Regions from separate parts of the Homo sapiens genome. Here region 1 is linked to region 2. The links are chromatin contacts, found by Hi-C or POLR2A ChIA-PET in ENCODE. All regions are on one chromosome and are shown on one strand. Each heading gives the region's core, a stretch centred on a gene start or an enhancer-like site at or near the end of the contact. The rest is flanking DNA. Distances are from core to core; before and after follow the strand shown.

Evidence for each region. A loop is a pair of places that touch in the nucleus more often than their neighbours do. ChIA-PET counts read pairs that join two places held with the same protein, here RNA polymerase II (POLR2A). Pooled maps may share reads with other maps.
Region 1: a pooled map shows a loop between it and region 2 (3-fold over the local background). The contact joins two enhancer-like sites. A Hi-C loop is called at or near these places in 1 of 168 maps with a recorded cell type or tissue (heart left ventricle), 2 of 37 single-sample maps with no recorded cell type and 5 of 50 pooled maps. POLR2A ChIA-PET finds 5 or more read pairs at or near these places in 1 of 52 experiments (OCI-LY7).

Annotation. Positions count from the first base shown.
Region 1 is chr3:71,396,065-71,400,091 of GRCh38, forward strand. All of the region lies in intron 3 of FOXP1 (forkhead box P1), which reads right to left. Among named protein-coding and RNA genes, the nearest start is that of FOXP1-AS1, 110 kb to the left of the region's middle. RefSeq lists an enhancer at 1,612-3,594. Within about 2 kb of position 2,292, at least 4 of the 41 ENCODE cell types and tissues checked have a DNase peak (open chromatin) inside an H3K27ac peak, as active enhancers do.
Region 2 is chr3:71,150,585-71,154,850 of GRCh38, forward strand. All of the region lies in intron 6 of FOXP1 (forkhead box P1), which reads right to left. Among named protein-coding and RNA genes, the nearest start is that of FOXP1-AS1, 140 kb to the right of the region's middle. Within about 2 kb of position 2,412, at least 3 of the 41 ENCODE cell types and tissues checked have a DNase peak (open chromatin) inside an H3K27ac peak, as active enhancers do.

The sequences.
Region 1 (4,027 bases), core at 1,042-3,541, 250 kb after region 2:
GAGAAGGCTTAAAGAAGAGCAGCTAGAGCCTCATTCAGGAGGAGGGATAGGGCAGAGCTGAGTCAAGTCTTAGAGTTCAGTCTAACTTGAACTCTGCTACCGGACTACACAGAACCTTGAGTGCTGGAACAGTAGAGCATCAAAGCAGGGCAAGAATCCTGAAACTTTTGGAGCTGCCACAGAGAGCAGGAAGCTCAGTAAGTGTCAGGTGTAACCAGGAATGTGGTGCCCGATGATTGCAACCATACCTAGCAGAAATGCAGTGCTCAGCCCTAAGACGTGCACCTGGGACGTTAGTTTAATCAACTCAAGTCTAGGAAGCAGACACACTATTATCATCTCCATTTTGTAAATGAGGAAACTGGGCTTGGAAAGTTTAAGTAACTGACCCAGTTGCAGAGCCAGGATTTGACCCAGGAAGTCTGAGTCAAAGCCAAGCTCTTAACCCACAGGCTTGTCCCGTGGGAACAAGCTTCCTACCAAGCACTAAACAAAGACTCCTAAAGGAGCCATGGTCAGCTAAGATCAGGCCTAAAGCAACCTACCTTCAAGTAACACAAATTCCAGTTCAGACTGACTACATAATTTATGGGGCCCGTGGCATAATGAACACTTGGGACCCCTTGTTCAAAATTTTAAAAAATGTTTAAGAAGACAGCAACAGCAGAGCATTAAACCAAGTGTGGGTCCCTTCTAAGCGTCAGGTCTTGTGAGATTGGGCATGTCTCACACCCACGAATACAGCCCTGATTCTAAGTGTTTTATTTCTCCGAAACTTTACTCCCTGTACTTCAACTGTATTCATCTCCGTATAAGGTTCAATGTATGAGTCATAAGGAACATATATATGTGTGTATATATATATATATACACATATATATATGTGTATATATATATATGTGTGTATATATATATATGTGTATATATATACACATATATATGTGTATATATATATATATACATATATATGTGTATATATATATACACATATATATGTGTATATATATATACATATATATGTGTATATATATATATACATATATATATATGTGTATATATACACATTTAAATGGAACCAGCAGAGTCTAGGCAGGGTTGGAAGCACGTGTACCTTTCCCACTTTATATTTTAAATTGTCTAAGCCATCAAGTGGCAGTCCCTGGAATTGCATGAAGAGAGCTTAGGAGGCAAAAACCCATTCGGAAGGAACGAGATCTAACTGGATTCCAAAGTTCCAAACTTTAAGAAAGTTGCAAAAGAGCCATCTGAACTGCTCCACAGATTATGTGGATGAGCATTTATAATCTGGGAACGTTTTATCTGGATGGATTTTGCTAGTTTTTCCAAGTGATATCCTGAATGTAGGTATTGCTGCCTGCGGTTCTTTGGATTGTTCAACAAATACTTTCCAAATGTACATTATGTGCCAGGCAATGCGACGGGCCTTGGGGCCAGTTTTTGCCTCTGTGGAACTTACAGACTGAACACTGGGAAATAAATGTTAAACAAATGATTTTACAAATAGACATATAATTACAATGTATGGTCAAGTCTACAAGAGCTATCAAGTCTGCAGTACTATGGGAGAAAACAATAGGAGGACCCCATATTTTCAGCTGAGAGGACAAGGAAGGAAAACCCCACCAAAGCTCTCACTGATTTCACAGAGTTAATCTAGAAACCTTTGAAGTCTTCAACTTATACCATTTAGAATAATTTCTCCATCTACACTGGAAAAGGCAGGAAAGTTCCTATGTCTAGTATAATTCCAGGTCCCAAGCTGTACAGACAGACCTAATCCTACAGTTTAACTGTTCTCCGTATAACATTTTACAGGGATGCAAGGGAAGGAGGGAGAAGGTAGAGACAGGGAAAGAAGGAAGAAGCAGAGAGAGTGGGGAAAGAGAGAGAAGGGGAGAGGAAGGAAGGAAAACCAGAAAGATCACTACCTTCTGTCCACAGAATAGCTTTTAAGATACAACCATTTTCTTTTTTTATCCTCCTCCAAAAGCTTGAAAACACTCTTCGTACCACTCATAGCTTCTAACACTCCAATGTCTTAACATTATTTTAACAGAGCTTTGTGTGTGCAAATAATGCTAAAACCAGAAATTGTGCCTCTTTCCTTAGAAGCATCTATCTAATCTGATTGTATATATGTCAAGTCGATGTGTGCAATATGTATGTCAACAGTGCTTAAGTAATATCTTGTCTCCACTTGCTTCTGATTTCTTTGAATTCTCATATTAACCACTCTCATTTTTTTAAAACAGTGCTGGGATTTTCCCTCTTTGAAACTTGACAGAAACATAAGATATTTCAGTTCTTGCTATGAAGCACTAAGCACGCTGAAAACATCGCCAGCCCTTTAGTCTCATTAGCTTCCTTTAAACACCTACTTTGCTGGTATAAGCTAATGTGAACCCTTTTCACCCTGTTTAAATTCCAACATAAAATTTGTACACAACAATAAAACATGTGGCTCATTTGTCATGCTTCCAGAAGCAACTATGTCACTCACACCAAGAACCACGGGCTGGGGGTGCAGAGTGATTTTGCTCCCATTTCACATCACTCAATTGTGCCTTCTGTAGAAAAGCTTTTAACAACCACATCTGGCCTTTAATAAATCACTGCACTTTGTCTTCCTGCCAAAACTCCTCCTTTATCTAACTTACATCTTCATGATGAGATAGGAAATCATGCATTATGGTGGTGACAAACAATTGTAATTATGTCATTAGTAGCCATTTAGTCTACAAAGGTGCTCAAAAAGGAAATACAATGCAAAATAAGATATATAGGATAATACATTGATCACAGTTCTAATCCGCTTTTACTTCATGAGTGTAAAAAGCTGGCATAATTCTTGGGCACAGCAGGCAGTAATGGCACACCACTTTATGAACTATACAGCTATTTTATTCCCCTATCTACTTAAAAATAAAAAAGCATTTAATAGCTTGATTTAGACATAAAAGTTATTTGTGATGCCTCGCTGATTATAATATTTATTTTTCAACTGTTCGTAGAAGTGACTTTCTGTGTTAGGAAAGAAACTTGAATTATTTGGGTTTATGAAATTTAACAACCATACGTGTGTCTATGTGTGTACATACACATATGTGTATATGTGTAGATATACAGGTATGTACATAGGTTTAGGTGTATACATATGTATGTGTGTATATACACACAAAACACACTCAGACACATCTCTAAAGGAGTCAAACAACTTCACAGTATGATACATTCTCTAAAGCTCCCAAGTCATGAAGAAACAAAACTACAAACCAGAAATTTAAGAAAAGGTGACTACACTTAAGGAAAGTATAAAATACCCTTTATTCCACCATCTCCCACCATACATTTTAGAAACAAGAAATTCAAGCAAGTTTCAAAATAAGCAGCTATTTGGGTATACCTGAAGTTCTAAAATCCTATGCATTTCACTAAAGTCGATAAAAATCAACTCCCAGATTGCACACAGAACATAGTTCCAACATTCACCCAGACGGAAGCACTACTGACAACCAGGGCAGGGAAAGGGGGTTTGCAACCTTTGATAACCTACAACCTTCTGAGATGGAGCATGATGAAATTTCCTCTTACCACATCTCAACCTTTGAAAGGCATACACCTGAAATATGTAAGTAAAATGAATCCAAAAGCAGTGTGGTCAAACATTAGCAGGGGCAATTTTATGTATAACTACAGTCAGCCACTTCACTCTCTGCACCTCTTACAAACCTTCATTTTACTGGGAAATCTTTCCATGAAACTCTACAAATGGCTCTACGAATCATTTAAAAATTTCTCCAGTTGTTAATTTGAAAACGATGTAGCAAATGCCTAGTATGTTCCACATCAATCTGTGAATCCCAAGATAATTAAAATGTAAACCCAGAGACAAAAAATTGAAACTCAAAACACCAATGCCAAATCTAATTAATGCAGTGTTAATAATTATGACCATTATTTCCAGATACATAAATTTTTTCATGTGACAAACTTTCATTTTTTACCT
Region 2 (4,266 bases), core at 1,162-3,661:
AAAGCACAAATTTCTAACATCTTTTTACATTCTCTACAACAGCCATTACTTATTATTATTACTAGAATTTCCCCTTTGTTAAAAAAAAGCACTCTAATTTAAATTAATGAGTTAAGTTTACACTCAAATGCAGAACTGTCACATGCTTATTTTCCAGTTATGAATCTTTACCGCAAGCAGATTAGAAGTATCGCTTGTAATAGAGTTTTCCTCTAGTTCAACGTTAAGTATGTGGCATGGCGGTGTTTTGTTGTCTACCCCGTTACGGTCTCTTTTTTCCTCTTTTCGTATTCCCCAGGATACTGGCCCTGTGAAGCCAGTTGCCATGTCCCCATCTTTCAACTTCCTAGATTGTAAGATATTTGGAATACTGGAAAGACAAAGGGAAGGCATATGGGGGTCAAGAGTAGGCTCCAAGTCTGAAAATTATCGCCAATATTCCAGCTGCTTACCTTACTGGTTTAAGAGCACTGGCTTTAGCACCTACCACACCTGTGCAAATTCCTTCTTAGCCCCTTGTTACCATGTAACAAAGAGCCAGTTATTTAACTCATCTGAGTCTCAGCCTTCTCAACTGTGAAATGGGAATACTGCTACCTGGGAGCACAGACTTATTTGAGAGATTAATATAGCCAAGTTCTTGCAAGGTACACGTCATGAGTGGACATTCATGCTGTATTTTATTGATCTTCTTTTGCGAAGACCCGGACTCTCACCCATATAAGTTAAATTGGCAGCTTTCACTACGCGCGTCAGGATTTATATAATAGGAACACTGCCTAGTTCAATGTGGGAACAAAGTTGTATTGGGGGAGCACTTATGATTGTGGGGAAACAGGACAAAGAGATTCTGAATGCTGCTCATCTGCCTGCCTGCCCAAAGACCACTAAATGTGTCCCTTCCTTCTTTTTTATTAAGGAGTTTGTAAAAGTAACCACTTGGGAAGAAACACGAAGGAACATTTCAAGGGCAAGGGATATAGCCACCTCTGCACTAGATAGAAAGACACAGGTGTGAAGTCCAGTAGTTTGGCAAAATGAACTCCCTTTAGTCGAGAGGATGCATGTCTAAAACATTTTTTTTTTTTTTTTTGCACAAAGTTAATGAAATAATTATTTTTTGGTCATACCTTGCACGGAAAATCTGCCAATAGCATTTGACATTTAGACCCACTAGGCATCTTAAGTAGCCTGCTACTCACAAGACCTACCTTTTCCCACTGCCCTATTTTACAAACACTCTTAGCTCTGTCTCCTGCTCTCCTCTCCTCCAGGAAGCTGGAGAACAATCCACGAACAGTAGTGACTAAGATGGCCCCTAATGACCATATGCTTGTATTATGGCCTTCCCTTGAGTATGGGCAGGATCCATGAATGGGATGGAATACATTCCTTTGATTAAGTTATGCTGTGTGGCAAAAGAGATTTTGCAGGTATAAAGTCCCTAATCAGTTGACTCTGAGTTAATCAAAAGAGAGCTTTTCCTCTGTGGGCCTGGCCTAATTAGGTGAGCCCCTTCAAAGAGGGTCGGAGGCTGTTCCTGAAGACAGAGATTCTTTGGTTGGGTTTTGAAGAAGCAAAGGGCTGTGTTGTGGAGAGGGCCACACATAGGAAACAGTGGGTGGTCTCCATGAGCTTGCAGCCTCAGTGCTCTCCCTGCATGAATTGAATTCCACCAACAGTTAGTGAGTTTGGAAGGGGATCCCAAGCCTCAGGTGGGACCATAATCAGGCTGACCCCCTGAGTACAGATTTGTGAGACTCTGAGCAGAGAACTCAGGAAAACCAGGCCTGGCCTCCACAGAAACTGTGGAATGACAGATATGTGTTGTTTGAAGCTATTAAGTTTGTGGTAATTTATTACGCAGCAATGGAAAATGAATTCACACACCTGTGAAACCTTGCATAGTATATGAATGGGTTCCCCCAGAGGTGGGCTGAGCCCCACCTGAAACCGCTTTGTGGAGGAGGCCCCCAGCGTGTGGGGGACAGCTGTGGCTCTGACCCCCACACAGACCTGCTCCTGTGCCCTAGGTCTGTGACTTACTAGTTCTATGACCTTGAGGAAGTAACCTGACTCTCTGAGGCTCTGTTTCCTTATCTGAAAAATGGGTATAACACCAGTGCTTACCCCACAGAGCTGTGGCAGAGATTAAAAGAGACAACACTCAGAAGGCAGTGAACCCAGGGCCTGGCACACAACTCACAGTGATAGAAGTTAGCTTTGGTATTATTGAAATACACATTCCTGTTCACTGGCCTCAGTTTACCTATTTCCAACAACAAAAAGGGTGGAGTGGAAAGGTTCTGAGCTGCCTTCCCATTCTGACGCACTTACAGAGTCTTTGCTTAATAACTCGGCAAGTCCTTGACAAACTTTCCATCCCTTCCCCACCCATGTGTACGGCAGGCACTCCCAAGTCACCAGCTTCCAGAGCCCCACGCTGGTCCATCTAAAGCCAGAATGCTGAACTTTGTGACTGAGTGCTTGCAACTGTTGTCACTATTCAGATAAGCACATCCTGCTTTCTGTTTACCGACCAGTTAAAGGCACAGAGGGGTACCCGGCAATTGTGCGGCACTTGGTGAAGGCGCCTCCCACACACCTGTGTCTCCCAACCCACCCAGCTCCTGCAGCCCTCTCAGGAGCAGAGCTCAGGCTAGTGAATATACCAGCAGGAATACCCCAGTGAGATGGGGAGAAGTGGCTAAAAGTTACTAGAATGCTGTCGCTGCCAAGTTTTATTTTAGCCCTCATCAATCCAAACCTTTATTCCTGAATTAAGTATTCTCCAGGGACGTTTCCAGGTTTGCAGCTATTTCCTCCTAATGATTCTAGCCCAGCACCAAGCACATTTCAACTTTCTAAATGACTGGAAGGCTTTGAACGTTGACCACAGGCTGCCCCCACTGCCCCCCGCAATCATCTTGACCCCACCTAAGAATTAGTACCATGCTTGAGAAAAAAAAAAAAAAAAGCTATTAATACATCAATGCCTTCTAATCCTCTTGGTTAAACATGAAATGACAACTGAAGATACACATCATGGAATGGCCCTGTTGTATCTGCTGGGGTGTATGTAGGTGTGTCACATTAACCTAAAGAGGTGGATTCCAGCTTAACAAAATAAATCCACTCAAAGCTCCACTCTGATCAAAGGGAATTATTCTAAGAGACAATCATACCTGATGAGATAGCACCTCCACATCACAAGTCAGACAACCTAATGGAATAAATGACAGTAAATTGTAAATACTGTATACTTTCCTTTCTAAAGGTGTGTTTTCAGAGGTACGGCAATAAACATTAATGAATAACATTTATTGGGCCCCTACTATACACATATGACACGTAGCATACTAGGTCCATAGTGATTATGTACAATTGACACAAGGCCCTCAAACACAAAGCAAACATTTATTGTGGTCTAGATATTGTGTAATCTATTTGTTCTCATATAACTCTATGGAATTTTGTTTTTCCCCTTTGCATTCTTCTTCTTCTTCTTCTTCTTTTTTTTTGCAATTGACTAATAATAATTGAATGTATTTATGAAATATAATGTGATATTTTGAGAAAAATTAAATTAAGCTAGTTAATATATCCATCACCTCACCTACTTATCATTTTTTTGTGTGTGTGGGTGTGGTGAGAACATTTGAAATCTCCTCTTTCAGCAATTTTGAAATATATAATACATTATTATTAACTGCGGTCACCATGCTGCACAACAATTTACTAAAACTTCTTCCACCTCTATCCTGGAATTTCTTAAGACTGATTCAGACTGTAATGTGCCTGGGAATCAACGTATTCCTTAAGGAAAACTCTAAAACCATGACATATTTAAGCCTACTGTATGAATTAGAAAAAGCATTCTAAGAGGAAGTATCTCACATATACACTGTCAAATCACAAGAATAGATGTCCATGAAAGCCAGGATTCCTGTTAGTATTCATTCACTGTTGGTTCTTTGGTTCCGTCTTCTCCTCACTGGTGGACAATATTGGGCGGAGGCAAAGAACACGGCTCTAGAGCTGGACTGCCCGGGCTCAATGCTTCGCTGTGTGACCTTGGGCAAGTCACCTAACCTTGCGGTGCCTCAGTCACTGCAGCTATTAAATAGAGATAAAACTAGGTTTTTCCTTTTGGGATTGTTGTGAGGATAAAGTAAGACAGTTCCTGAAAAGCACACTGCCTGGTTCCCCATGGCTCTCAGGGAACATTAGCTGTCCCAATTCCATTACTAGCAGCTGGAAGACAAC